Linked DNA regions of Homo sapiens: all the other regions are linked to region 1. Evidence: read pairs that join two places in POLR2A ChIA-PET (ENCODE). Cell type or tissue: PC-9. All regions are shown on one strand. Region 1 overlaps PLEKHG7 (pleckstrin homology and RhoGEF domain containing G7). Region 2 overlaps LOC105369905 (a long non-coding RNA gene). Region 3 overlaps LINC02413 (long intergenic non-protein coding RNA 2413).

Evidence for each region. Peaks named below come from ENCODE experiments on the same cell type or tissue, not always from the same donor. Only the 100,000 strongest peaks of a DNase experiment are listed, where the experiment ranks them.
Region 2: POLR2A ChIA-PET joins it to region 1 with 5 read pairs; 2 of 35 experiments call an interaction of 5 or more read pairs at or near these places.
Region 3: POLR2A ChIA-PET joins it to region 1 with 8 read pairs; 2 of 35 experiments call an interaction of 5 or more read pairs at or near these places.

The regions. Positions count from the first base shown.
Region 1 is chr12:92,767,829-92,771,828 of GRCh38, reverse strand. PLEKHG7 (pleckstrin homology and RhoGEF domain containing G7) reads right to left here. Exons shown (of 17, transcript NM_001377329.1): 16 at 2,749-2,846; 17 at 1-1,741. The coding sequence ends at 1,634. It overlaps EEA1 (early endosome antigen 1), which reads left to right. Exons shown (of 29, transcript NM_003566.4): 29 at 1-1,192. Among named protein-coding and RNA genes, the nearest start is that of PLEKHG7, 67 kb to the right of the region's middle. RefSeq lists a silencer at 2,390-2,590. In PC-9, no CTCF peak of the experiment used is centred here; a DNase peak (open chromatin) is centred at 2,158; H3K27ac peaks cover 414 bases.
Region 2 is chr12:92,626,692-92,630,691 of GRCh38, reverse strand. LOC105369905 (a long non-coding RNA gene) reads right to left here. Exons shown (of 3, transcript XR_945211.3): 2 at 1,112-1,373; 3 at 437-941. The region is part of intron 1 of LOC124902983 (a long non-coding RNA gene); the gene reads left to right. Among named protein-coding and RNA genes, the nearest start is that of PLEKHG7, 74 kb to the left of the region's middle. In PC-9, no CTCF peak of the experiment used is centred here; no DNase peak of the experiment used is centred here.
Region 3 is chr12:92,990,975-92,994,974 of GRCh38, reverse strand. All of the region lies in intron 1 of LINC02413 (long intergenic non-protein coding RNA 2413), which reads right to left. Among named protein-coding and RNA genes, the nearest start is that of LINC02413, 2.2 kb to the right of the region's middle. In PC-9, no CTCF peak of the experiment used is centred here; no DNase peak of the experiment used is centred here.

The DNA.
Region 1 (4,000 bases):
TATACATGTAAGTCTGTGGTTGCTGGATTCATGGGACTAAAGGAATTTGAGAGGCCACCTCATCCTAGTCCACTGCTCACCTCCGAGGTTAGTTTATATCTAAACATTTGCAAGATGATTGTTAATGTAAAAATTTTTTTTAACCAGAAATTTCTTTATAAAATCTTCTCTTGCATAATCTATATTGTATTCTCCTGGACATAACTGCTTTCAGTCCCATCCAGATGCCATCTCTAGGAATTCACTTGAAGCTTGAAGTCTATTCTCCCCTTTTTCTCCCCTCCACCTCATTTATTCTTAGCTATTAACAATAGTTACTGTCCTCCAGATTTTCCTTTTTTTCTTCTATTAAATTTCTGACATTATTATAAAGAGGTTATTAGTCTCCATTCTAATAGTGCTTGCCTTGTACAAAAGCCTTTCTGCTGCACTTGTCTTTACTGCTTTGTTTGCATAGTGAAATTTCACCTTCCTCAAGGAATTACTGGGCACATGACTTGCCCAAACATTATCCTCTCTACCCCATTCTTCAGCTTAACAAAATCAGCTAAGGCTTCAGTTGTCTTGCAGCCAAATTTGATAAATTTACTACTTTCACTTTGCAAATTGCAAAAGGTACGATTCTGAAATGGAAGTTTGTGGACTTCCCTTTGATGCAATAATCTGACCCTAAGAACTAGTTCCTTGAATGTAGTTAATAGTATATATCCTGCCATGATAATAATTATTCAAACTGCCTTTCATGATAAAAATTCTGAAGAAATTTGAAGTCCTGCCAAATAAAATTAAGTGACTGTACTGTGCTAACACACACACACACACACACACACACCAATCAAAACCAGAAAGTATTTTTATGGCAAACACCATCATTCTTCAAAAAATAAAGTTAAGAGACAGATACCTTACTATGTCTATGAAAATCTGTACACTTCACAACAGGCCAAGAAAAGCCATGCAAAAGTGTTAACTGGTGAAAGCCAGATTTTTTTTTTCTTCCTATCTTAAAGTAATGGAATTTAGTCTTTGGGATTTTCTACTTCCACGTTAGAGTACTATATACCTGAGATGAGTTTGAGAATAGGAATTTTAAAACTGCTACTTAAATGTAGTCCCTATTTATTGCTTTGTATATTAAAAGAACAATCAAGCTTTGTATCTAAAGATTTATCATTATGTTTGAGGTAGGACTATAAAGCGGTTAAGACTGATTGACAGGCCATGAAGGAAAATTGGTTTCATTATTTTATGGATACAGAGTAAGATGCTGGAGTTCATATTGGACATAAGCAGTGGACATTGTTTTCCTTCTGATACTCCATTTATCTGATCATTCACCCTTTACAAATTAGCACCTTTCTTCACTCACACCTCTTACAAACCTGACGGAAGCATTAGAAGGTAATCTGGATGTCAGTATATATTTGTCAAGAAATTCCTCAGAGTTCAAATTTGTTGCAGTCATTATTCCTCTATACTGAGGATTTTCCTAGCTCAAAATTTCAAATTCTGAAACTTCTTTAAAATGCAAATTTCCTTCTAGCTTATCACTAGCTAAGTGTTACAAAACTTTGAATGAAATTATACCTTAAACCATAATCTTCTAAAAAGACATGCCACTTGTTTTAGGTCCCTAAATTTCAGAGGATTCTGCGGGCAATGTGAATAAAGATATTTTCTTGGTTTCCTGACTCTTGGTAAAGCAAGAAATTGCAGTTGTTATTTGTGCCATCCATGTTTTCTGTTGAAAAAAAGAAAAAAATACATAAATAGAGATTAGAATGTTAAGCTGACAATTTCTCACATATTTGGGCTAATATTTTCTGCTATATTTATTGACCAGCTCTTTAAAACTGAAGACTAATGAAACATTTGCATATGTTTCCCATTTTCTTTCTTACATCTAATATAAATACTTCTAATCTTACAGGAAAATGCAGATGGGCTAAATGAGTATGGTATGCATGTTGGATAACAGTTATGAGTAATCAAGAAACAATAGTCAATGATAACTCATTAGAAAAATGAGCACTGAGAATATATGTAGTTTGAAAGTGGCATTGCTGGAATTTCTATTCTCTGTGGAAACAAGTTCTTAACCTGTAGTATAACTTGAAAGAGACTGAGGGCAGTGACCCAGGAAATTGAATATTGCATTTGTTGTCTGGCCACATTGTAGATATGATGAAAGCCTACCAGGGGAAATACAAAAATAGAAACTTCTAAGACAGAGAAACCAGAGTCAGGCAGCTGCTCTTTCAACTCCATAGCTGTAAAAACAATGGCAGTTTTTCAAAGGTTGACAAGCTGACTTGACAGGGATCATTATTGCGCCAGGCCCTCCTTAAGCTAATATCCTATTATATGCACTTTGGAAACTGATTGGAGCATCTTAAAGGTTCATCATGCAATCCAAATCAATTCTTCCCCCATTTCCTACAGAAACTGTAGAACGCAGGCAGTTCTTGAGCTTCTGCAGGAGAACTCTGCAAGCGTGAGGAAATTGTTCCTCAACCCCGCAAGTGTGAGGAAATTGTTCCTCAACCCCACAAGTGTGAGGAAATTGTCAATACTGAGGCTTTTGAGCATTATATGGACTAGATGTACCCCTCCCCTCCTCCCAAATCTGCCCTTCCCAAGTGGGTGAGAGAAAAACACAAAACTTTCCATTCACTGTTACTTAAGACACTTGGGGGGAGCTTATGTAAACTCTGAAGAATCAAAGACCTACAAAATTAAAATACATACTTTGATGTTTTCCGTTTGGGCTTGTAATAAGAATGCTGCTATACACTGTCGATATCTGTTTTCGTGTTGTATAAGAAAAGCATTTCTCAGCCCAAAGACTAGAAAAAGATATTACAAAGACAAAAAGCCAAATCATTTCATATGAAATCCAAACAATTTCTTAGTACAAGAATCTGGGGTTTGTTTTCTATTTGGCTTGTTTCTGTTTTAACGAGGGTGGGAGGTTTATCTAGCTTATAATTTTTTTTTAAATTTTATTTCAATGCCAAGACCCCACCACTATGTCCAAATAAAGCCTACTCTACTATAAAAACCCTTTCTTCCTTAGCTAATGACTTCTGATACTTGATGAAATGCAACTAAGGCTTAGGTAATGGGGCCCCTGCTCGTAGAACAAGCTAAACATATGCGGTAGATTTTTTTGTGTATGAAAATATAGATAATAAAAATATACAAAACAATATAATATTTTCTTCTTTGTTCTTCACCACTCCTTTAAAAAATTTTATTTTTGTGTTTAAAGGGAAGTCACATCCAACCAAGGTTTATAAACAAATTAAGATGTGGCAAAAATACAAAACCACCTGAATACTTCAGGCCAAGAAAAGCCAAAAACCACTCAAAATCCAGCATCCACCAAACTGGGTGAAATGTAAAACAAAACAAAAAGAGACATTGGCATGGTTTCTGTGTTTGCAAAAGAAAGCCTGTTCTGTCATTTCCTAGCTGGCCTCAAAGAAAAGATAGTGGGAGAGCAGACTTCTTTTTCTAATATAGCAGGAGCGCTTAAAATGAAAGTCTCTTCTTTGAATTATTAATACAACACAGTCCTGAAGCTTACACATTCTTTTTTCTCTCTTTTTTTTTTTTTCTTGAGACGAAGTCTCTCACTGTCGCCCGGGCTGGAGTGCAGTGGCGGGATCTCGGCTCACTGTACCTCTGCCTCCCAGGTTCACATGGTTCTCCTGCTTCAGCCTCCTGAGTAGCTGGGATTACAGGCGCCCGCCACCACGCCTGGCTAATTTTTTTGTGTTTTTAGTCGAGACGGGGGTTTCACTTTGTTGGCCAGGCTGGTCTCGAACTCCTAACCTCATGATCCACCCAACCTCGGCGTCCCAAAGTGCTAGGATTATAGGCATGAGCCACCGCGCCCGCCCTATACATTCTTTCTATAGTCAGTGTTTAGAAACAAACAAACAAAAACAGGCCAGGGCTGTCTCCTGCCCACATCAAGTACTTCAGGAAAGAGAAA
Region 2 (4,000 bases), 140 kb after region 1:
ATGCACCCGCAACTCCAATCTTGCTCCACTCCCCTCTTCTCTTACATAATGCTGCTGGAGCTTAGTTCAGACGCTACATGCCTGGGGAAATCCTGCCCACCCTTGGGTTTAGCTCAAGTCTATTTGTTATGGGCTCCCTGTAGTTCATCCTTGCACTTATCACAGATAGCAACAGCACTTATTTTTCTGTATGTGAGACAAGAACATTGTTTTCCTGAAAGCAAAGGCCGTGTGTGTGCTGCTTCCCTTGGAAGCCCAACCCATAGCTCAGTGCCTGGCATATGGTGTATACTTGACAATTGTGTTTTGTCTGAATAAGAAAATAACTTGAATACAATTAGTAAAACTTGTAATGTGAAGTAAATATATTGAATAGTTAATAAAAACTAATATAGACTAACAACTGTATCAGGTACTAAAGAGAGTGACCAAATTATTTATTTATTGAAGTAATTATTTATTTTGTCTATTGGTTACATAGGAACTGAGTTTGTCAGCAAGCATACATAATCTACAAGCTAGTACAGTATAAAACAGTTGAAAATTGGTACCTAGGAATATATAAACATAAAAAGGAAAGGCCATGTCAAAAGCTAGAATAAATATTTAGACTAGAGTGTCCTATGAGGTTAATAAAATTGAGCTGTAAATTTGATTCTATGCTTGCCACGGGCCAAAACAAAAACGAAAATATGATCAGTTATGTGATGGTCATTGACCTGAGGGAAAAATCCCTCCAGTCTTCTAGAGAAAGAAGGCCGTTCATGGGATTTTTTTTTTTTTTTTTTTTTTTTCCTTTCTGAAAGACGTTTCTTTGAAGGGACAGCACTTATTTTCTCCATGGCTCCTTGAGCACGTTGGCAGCCTTCCAAAACCTGCAGCATTAGACGGTCAGAGATTCAGAGATTCTGTTTCCAGATTCTTTTCCTCTTCTGAAATTTCTGTCTCATTGCAGTTAAAAAAAAAAAAAGGAAAAAAAAAGCTTAAAGTGTGATCTTTCCCAGACCTGAGGTGGTAGCAGGTCGGGGGTATATCCAGGTCTTCCAGGCCCTAACCCTTTGGTGTGACAATATCCCCACAGACCCTGCTTTAGTACTGACTCTACACTTACCAGCTGCTGACCTGGAGCGAATCACTGAATCTTCCTCAATTTCTTTGTCTGCATGGGCCTGCTGATAACTCCTTCACAGGGTGGCTGAGAAGATGGATGTGATAACATCTATAGCTGCGCCTGGCAGAGCCCCATGCTCCATAAAATGGTTCTGTCTTCATACATTTCTTCTCCCCTCTCAGATTTGACATAAGGTCCCTGGAGAGACTGTGAGCAGTAGGTCCCTCTTATCCAGGGTTTTGCTTTCCAAGCTTTCAATTACCTGCAATCAACCAGAGTCCTAAAATAAGTGAGTATAGTAGAATAAAATATTTTGAGAGAAGAGAAAGAGACCACATTCACGTAACTTTTGTTAGAGTATATTGCTCTATTTTATTATTAGTTGTTATTGTTAATCTCTTACTGTACCTAATTTGTAAATTAACTTCATCACAGGTATGTATGTACAGAAAAAAAAAACCTAGTATATATAGGGTTCACTACTATTTGTGGTTTTAGACTCCACTGGGGGTCTTGGTACGTATCCCCTGTGAGTAACAGGGGACTACTCTATTTGAAAAACTCTTGTAGATGTATGAGCATGTGTATATTCTAAGGACTCAGAGAGAAGGGAGGCCCAATCTACTATTTTACCAAACAAAAGAGGGAAGAAATAATTGAATTTATTTCTGTTTATTAATAATTTTCTTCCTGAATTTTACTTTTTATATTTTTTAAATTTATTTTTACCTAAAGCAATCAAATCAGGAATGGTTTTGTAACCTCTAATCTTTTCACCTAATATGTAATGTGTATATAGAATTTAAAAGTATAGAGTATGTCACTTAAAAAAAATCCTTACTTTTGCAAATTAATGAGGCATTGCACCAGTGATTCATGCAAGTAAAAACAAAACAGGGAGTTGTGGGATTCATGGTCAAGAGTCAGGAATGATTTAGCCGTTGAATATATATTGGGGTTTCCCAGCTTTGCTACCTTTATACTGAGAAACTGAGCTTCCACTTAGCTGAACCTAATCACTGCTAGAGATTTTTCTTTCTATAAAATTCTCTAAATGCTTATTTGGTCTCTTGTGCCAAATTTCTGAATTAAAAAGCGTAGTAACTTCACTTATAACGTCTATGATTTCTGAGCAAATTATTCTTGTCTTTCTAACTCATTCAATGCAGATTTGTCCATCTGAGAAGGTCATGAGAAATGCGTACCTTCTTTAGAAGTCACCTTAGATATAGTGGTTTCTGTGACAAAGTCTCAGAGAGACAAAGTATATTGCCCAGTGGTTACCAGCACTGTCAACAGGTGGACATGTTTATTTGTACAGTAATTTTCTTTATATATACTTTTTTTCCCCGAAAGAAAGCATTCTGTTAGCACACCAGATCTAAATGTGGATACTCTGTATGTGTCTCATTATGGTTTTGTGGACAAAGGAACTAAAAACAATGGTAGTTTAATAACAAAGTAGCTTTGTTTCCTCTAGCAGTGTCAGAAATGTAGACTCTTTCTCTCAGGGGAAAAAAAAGGTACTAACTGTGTGGTTCTAATGTACTAGCAAAAATGTGTCTAGTGCGGAACGTTTTAACTGGTAAAAATGGAGTAGATTTATACACAGCAATCCAGGGTGCTTAATGCTGTTAAAAATATTTAGATTTAATAGTCCATAGATATTAAGTTAGAAAGGTTTTAATGACCAATATCCATAGAAGAGAGATATTGGCTTGCATAGTAGACTACTCTGTTTTGAACATGAGGCATTTCCCAGGATTTTGCAAATTTCTATCTTTAGGTGTTCTAGATTGGAGTAGTAACCTCAAAGGTGGCCACGGTAGGCAGCCCTCTGTGGCCTGTGAAATTCTCTTGCACAATCCTGCACTGGGACTGGCAAATCAACATTTCTAGCATTTTGACCATAACATAGCTTTTACAATAGTATCTACCTAGTGTCTGTAGCATGAGTAGTGAAGATAAGCATGCCATCTTCCTTTCATTGAATACTTACTCTGTTAGGTATGACTCGAAGTGCTTCAGCCATGTTATCTCATTTAACTCTCTGAGTTGATATGATTATTATTCCCATTTTACAGACAAGAAACTAAGGTCCAGAAAGTTTAAGTGACAGCTGGTATGTGTTGTGGAGCAGATTCTAATCAGAGGGTCTCTGGCTGTGGGGTCTCTTTTCTAAACTGCCACACATATTGTTCCTCAAAGATCTAATTGATAGTTACCTAAGTTACCTAATTATTAGCAGTACAGAAGGATGGCAGCTGGTGTTTCAGCCCTAGCTCTCCAGCCTATTTCCTAGGTGACCTTGGGCATGTTATTTATTCTTTGGCGTTGGTTTCCTTATCAGTCAAATATGGAGAGTTTAACTAGATGGTTTTTAAGATTCCCTTTGTCATCATATTGGGTGAGTCTGTGATTAATATGACTTATTAATTTGGGTGGTCTCGATAATTTGCGAATAGCAGTGGCTGTTGTGATCCCTTTTACAGACCTACATTTTATAAAGGACAAGGACAGTTGTTTCACAATAGCACAGGGTAACGCAGTATAAGAGCAAGCACCGTGCACTAGTCATCTGGTGACTTTCTGGAAGGAGGTCAGAATATCTAGGTAGTACCAGTTCATCTGGGCTGCTATTAATACAACAAAATGCCATAGACTGGGTGGCTATGGCATAAAAGTTTATGTCTCACAGTTCTGGAGGCTGGGAAGTCCAAGATCAAAGTGCTGGCAGATTTGAGGTCTAGTGAGGGCCCATTTCATGATTCATAAACAGCATCTTCTTGCTGAATCCACATGTGGTGGAAGAGGAGAACTCTGGTCTCTTTACAGTCTGATAAAAGCACTAATCCCATTCATGAGGTCTCCACCCTCATGACTTTATCA
Region 3 (4,000 bases), 220 kb before region 1:
AAAAGATCTTATTTTCATTTAACTGCTACAGCATGAGTCTTCATTCAGAGCAGAGCAGAGCATGAAAGAAAAGTAGGAAGAAGATTCGCAATTCATCTTTCATGTCTGATATGGTGGTGGGAAAAATAAAATAACAATCATGTGGGAATTTTACATCTAATCCTACTTTTAGATTTTAGGTATTGAACACTTGTGTAAATTTTAAATGCAGCCAAAATATATATACAAAGGGATAAAGGGCACATCTTTATATTTTTGGAGAAATAATGGAAGTGCTCAAACACATGCCTTTAATTACATTTTAATAGATCAAATTATTCTTTAATCAAATCCATTTGTTGTTTCAAAGAAGTAAAATAATTAAAACCATTGAATGGGACATCTTGCTATTTATAACACTAATTTATACTTTTAATTAACTTCAGAACATGTGGTTATTTTAGTTGGGCTCTGGAGTTTCCCTACCCTGCACTACTAGAAACCACCATTGACTACAGAATAGAAAATTCCAGCAAAGTACAAAGTGAATTCTTACTTTGATTTAGTCTTTCTTTTTTTGAGAAGGAGTCTCACTCTGTCGCTCTGTCGCCCAGGCTGGAGTGCAGTGACACAACCCGGCTCACTGCAGTCTCTGCCTCCCACGTTCAAGCAATTCTCTGCCTCAGCCTCCTGAGTAGCTGGGATTACAGGTGCCTATGACCACACCCAGCTAATTTTTGTATCTTTAGTAGAGATGGGGTTTCACCATGTTGGCCAGGCTGGTCTTGAACAACTGACCTCATGATCCACCCACCTCAGCCTCCCAAAGTGCTGGGATTACAGGTTTGAGCCACCGTGCCTGGCTTTTTGATATAGTCTCGTTTTGTATTTATTTGTTTTTAAAACCACGTGTAATTTTTAAATTGAGATTTACTTTTTTTCACTTTGCAGAACTATTAGTAATAGCTTTTTCAGGACCAAAGTACGAAGAAATTTGGGAAAGGACTGGTCTTTTTCTCATGCTCTGAAACCTTCAAGAATATAAAACTAAAGTATTACAGACTCCATTACGTTACTAATTGCTGGTAGCTGCTAAAATGTAACACTGTTTATGCTGATTTTCTGCAACCATGGAAAAAGTACTGACAAAAATAGGTTTTGCATAAGAAAAAAAAATAAAGTGTAGATTAGAAATGATTTATGCTACATATTCTCCTAGACCTGCATTGTCTAATATATAGCCACTAGCTTTATGTGGCTATTAAGCACTTGAAATGTAGTGATGGGGAAGAAAAACTTTTCCTCCATCTTCTTAAGTTAAATAAATTAAACTAACAAAAGACAGATTAATAAGAGAAAAGGCACACAATGTTTATTAATAGTTATGTGCATGGGAGTTCACATAATAGAAGTGAAACTCAAAGAAGCAGTTAGACTTGAGGGCTTATATACCATTTTAACAAAGAGAAAAGAGTTTGGGCTTCAAAGGATGGTAAATCATAGGGAAGTAACTACAAAATGATGAGAGAACCAATGGAAGGTAAAGGTTATTTTAGTAAGTTCTGTTTGTGCAAACTCATCTCAGTGTTGACTCCTCCTCTCCAATGATAATAGTCATTCTTCCTTTCCTGGCAGGGGAGGGTTGGAGAGGGGACCTGCACCAAGGGAAGTTTATGCTCTGATTTTAGGCAGATAAGGAGAGGGCAGAGACCTCCTTCCAGCGTCTGTTAATTCATAATTGCTTTCAGCTCAAAATAATCGTTTTGCCAAAGTGGCATATTTTGGGGTGGCTAATCTCCTTCAGTAGCAGGTCCAAATTGAGATGTGCTATAAGATTATAATACACACATAATTTTGAAGACTTAGTATGAAGACAAAAGAATATAAAATATCTCATTAATAATTTTTGTATTGGCTGAGTGTGGTGGCTCATACCTATGATCCCAGCACTTTGGAAGGTTGAGGCAGAAGGATCACTTGAGGTCAGGAGTTAGAGACCAGTCTGGGCAACATAGTGAGACCTCATCTCTACATAAAAATTTCTAAATAAAATAATTAAATAAAAAAATAATTAATAAAAAATTAAATTAAAAAGTTAAATAAGGCCAGGCACGGTGGCTCACACCTGTAATCCCAGCACTTTGTGAGGCCAAGGTGGGCGGATCACCTGAGGTTGGGAGTTCGAGACCAGCCTGATCAACATGGAGAAACCCCGTCTCTACTAAAAATACAAAATTAGCCAGGAGTGGTGGCTCATGCCTGTAATCCCAGCTACTCAGGAGGCTGAGGCAGGAGAATTGCTTGAACCCGGGGGGTGGAGGTTGCGGTGAGCTGAGATTGTGCTATTGCACTCCAGCCTAGGCAACAAGAGTGAAATTCCATTTCAAAAAAGAAAAGAAAAGTTGAATTAAAAAATTAGCCAGGATTGTGATGTGTGCCTGTGGTCCCAGCTATTCAGGAGGCTGAGACAGAAGGATCATTTGAGCCCAGGAGGTTGAGGTTACAGTGAGCTCCACTGCACTCCAGCCTGGGTGCCAGAGCAAGATCCCATCTCAAAATAATAATAATAATTTTTATATTGATTATGTATTGAAATTATACTTTTGATAAACTGAGCTAAATATGTATTATTAAATTAATTTTATCTGTTCCCACTTTTTAAAATGTGGTTACTATTACAACATTTAAAATAAAATGTGGCTCATATTATACTGCTGTGAGTCAGTGTTGTCCTGGATAGTAAATAAATGACTCAAGCAAAGAGTGTATTTGGTTTCTAGTAGGGTGGTCTTCATCATCAGGCAGACAGCAGATGTTAGCTAATTTACTAGAGCAATTGCAATTTAAACTCAGAAGTAATTTAAACAATACAGAGACCTCCTGGGATGCTTGGACAAGTGGAGAGTATTTTTGTTCTTGTATTTGTTATTTTAAACTTTCAATGATATATTGGTAGACTGAGGTGAAACTTTTCATATCCACTTCAAAGACAGCCCTCAGTTCTTTAGAATGTAAGATAAGAACAATAAATCTTGAGGTGAAATGATAGAAATAAGATCAATTTAAATAGTAGGGGGATCTGATGAAATGCAGTTAACTTAAGAGCATTCCCTGGTGTCCAACATCCATATAAAAAAGGTCACCATTTATGGAAATGCAAGGTAGTAAATATTACCTCCCAGGCATCAACCTAAGAATTGAGTGAGGGATTGAGATTACTAATAATTAAGACAAAAAGTATTATTTTGCACTAGCCCCCATCTGCTGATTCTCGGAGCTTTTCCGAATCTTTCTTGATGACTTAAGATGGCTGTGGGGATGACTGTGAATGAAACCTGAGGAATTTTTTTGCCCCACATTTTCTCTTGGTTTCTCAATCCTGTAAGGGCTCCCGGTCTTTTCCAGGGTATTTTAGGACCACAGATTGCCACCTATGACCTGCCTGTTCTACACCTGCTTCCTTGACTTTGGTGGAGTTGTCACTCCTCACAGCTGCTGCCTTCAGCAAAACACTCTCACCTTTGGGTGCCAAAAGCAGAGCAGTCCTGAGCTTCTACAGCAGCCTGTCCCCCTCTACTGAAAACTAGCAACTTTCTAGCTTCTTGTTTTATTGGGTTTTTTTTTTTTTATATTTATATTAACTTTATTCCTAACAGCCAGAAACAGGAAACAATACAAATGTCCATCTACTGGCGATAAACTAATAAACACACTGTGGTATATCCAAACAATAAAATACTCTCCACAAAAAGGAACAAACCACTGATAATATAACAGCAAAGGATGAATCTCAAAAGCACATGCCAAGGAAAAGAAGTCGGATGCAAAATACTGTGGTGGAATACTGTGCGGTTCCACTCAGGTGATGCTCTGGAAAAGGGAGAAGTACATGGATAGAAATCAGATCACTGGTCACCAGGAGCTCAGGCTGAGGGGAGGGGACTGACTCCAAAGGGTCACTAGGAGGCTTTCTGGGGTGATGGAAATGTTCTGAATCTTCACTGTAGTGGCTGGTGATTGC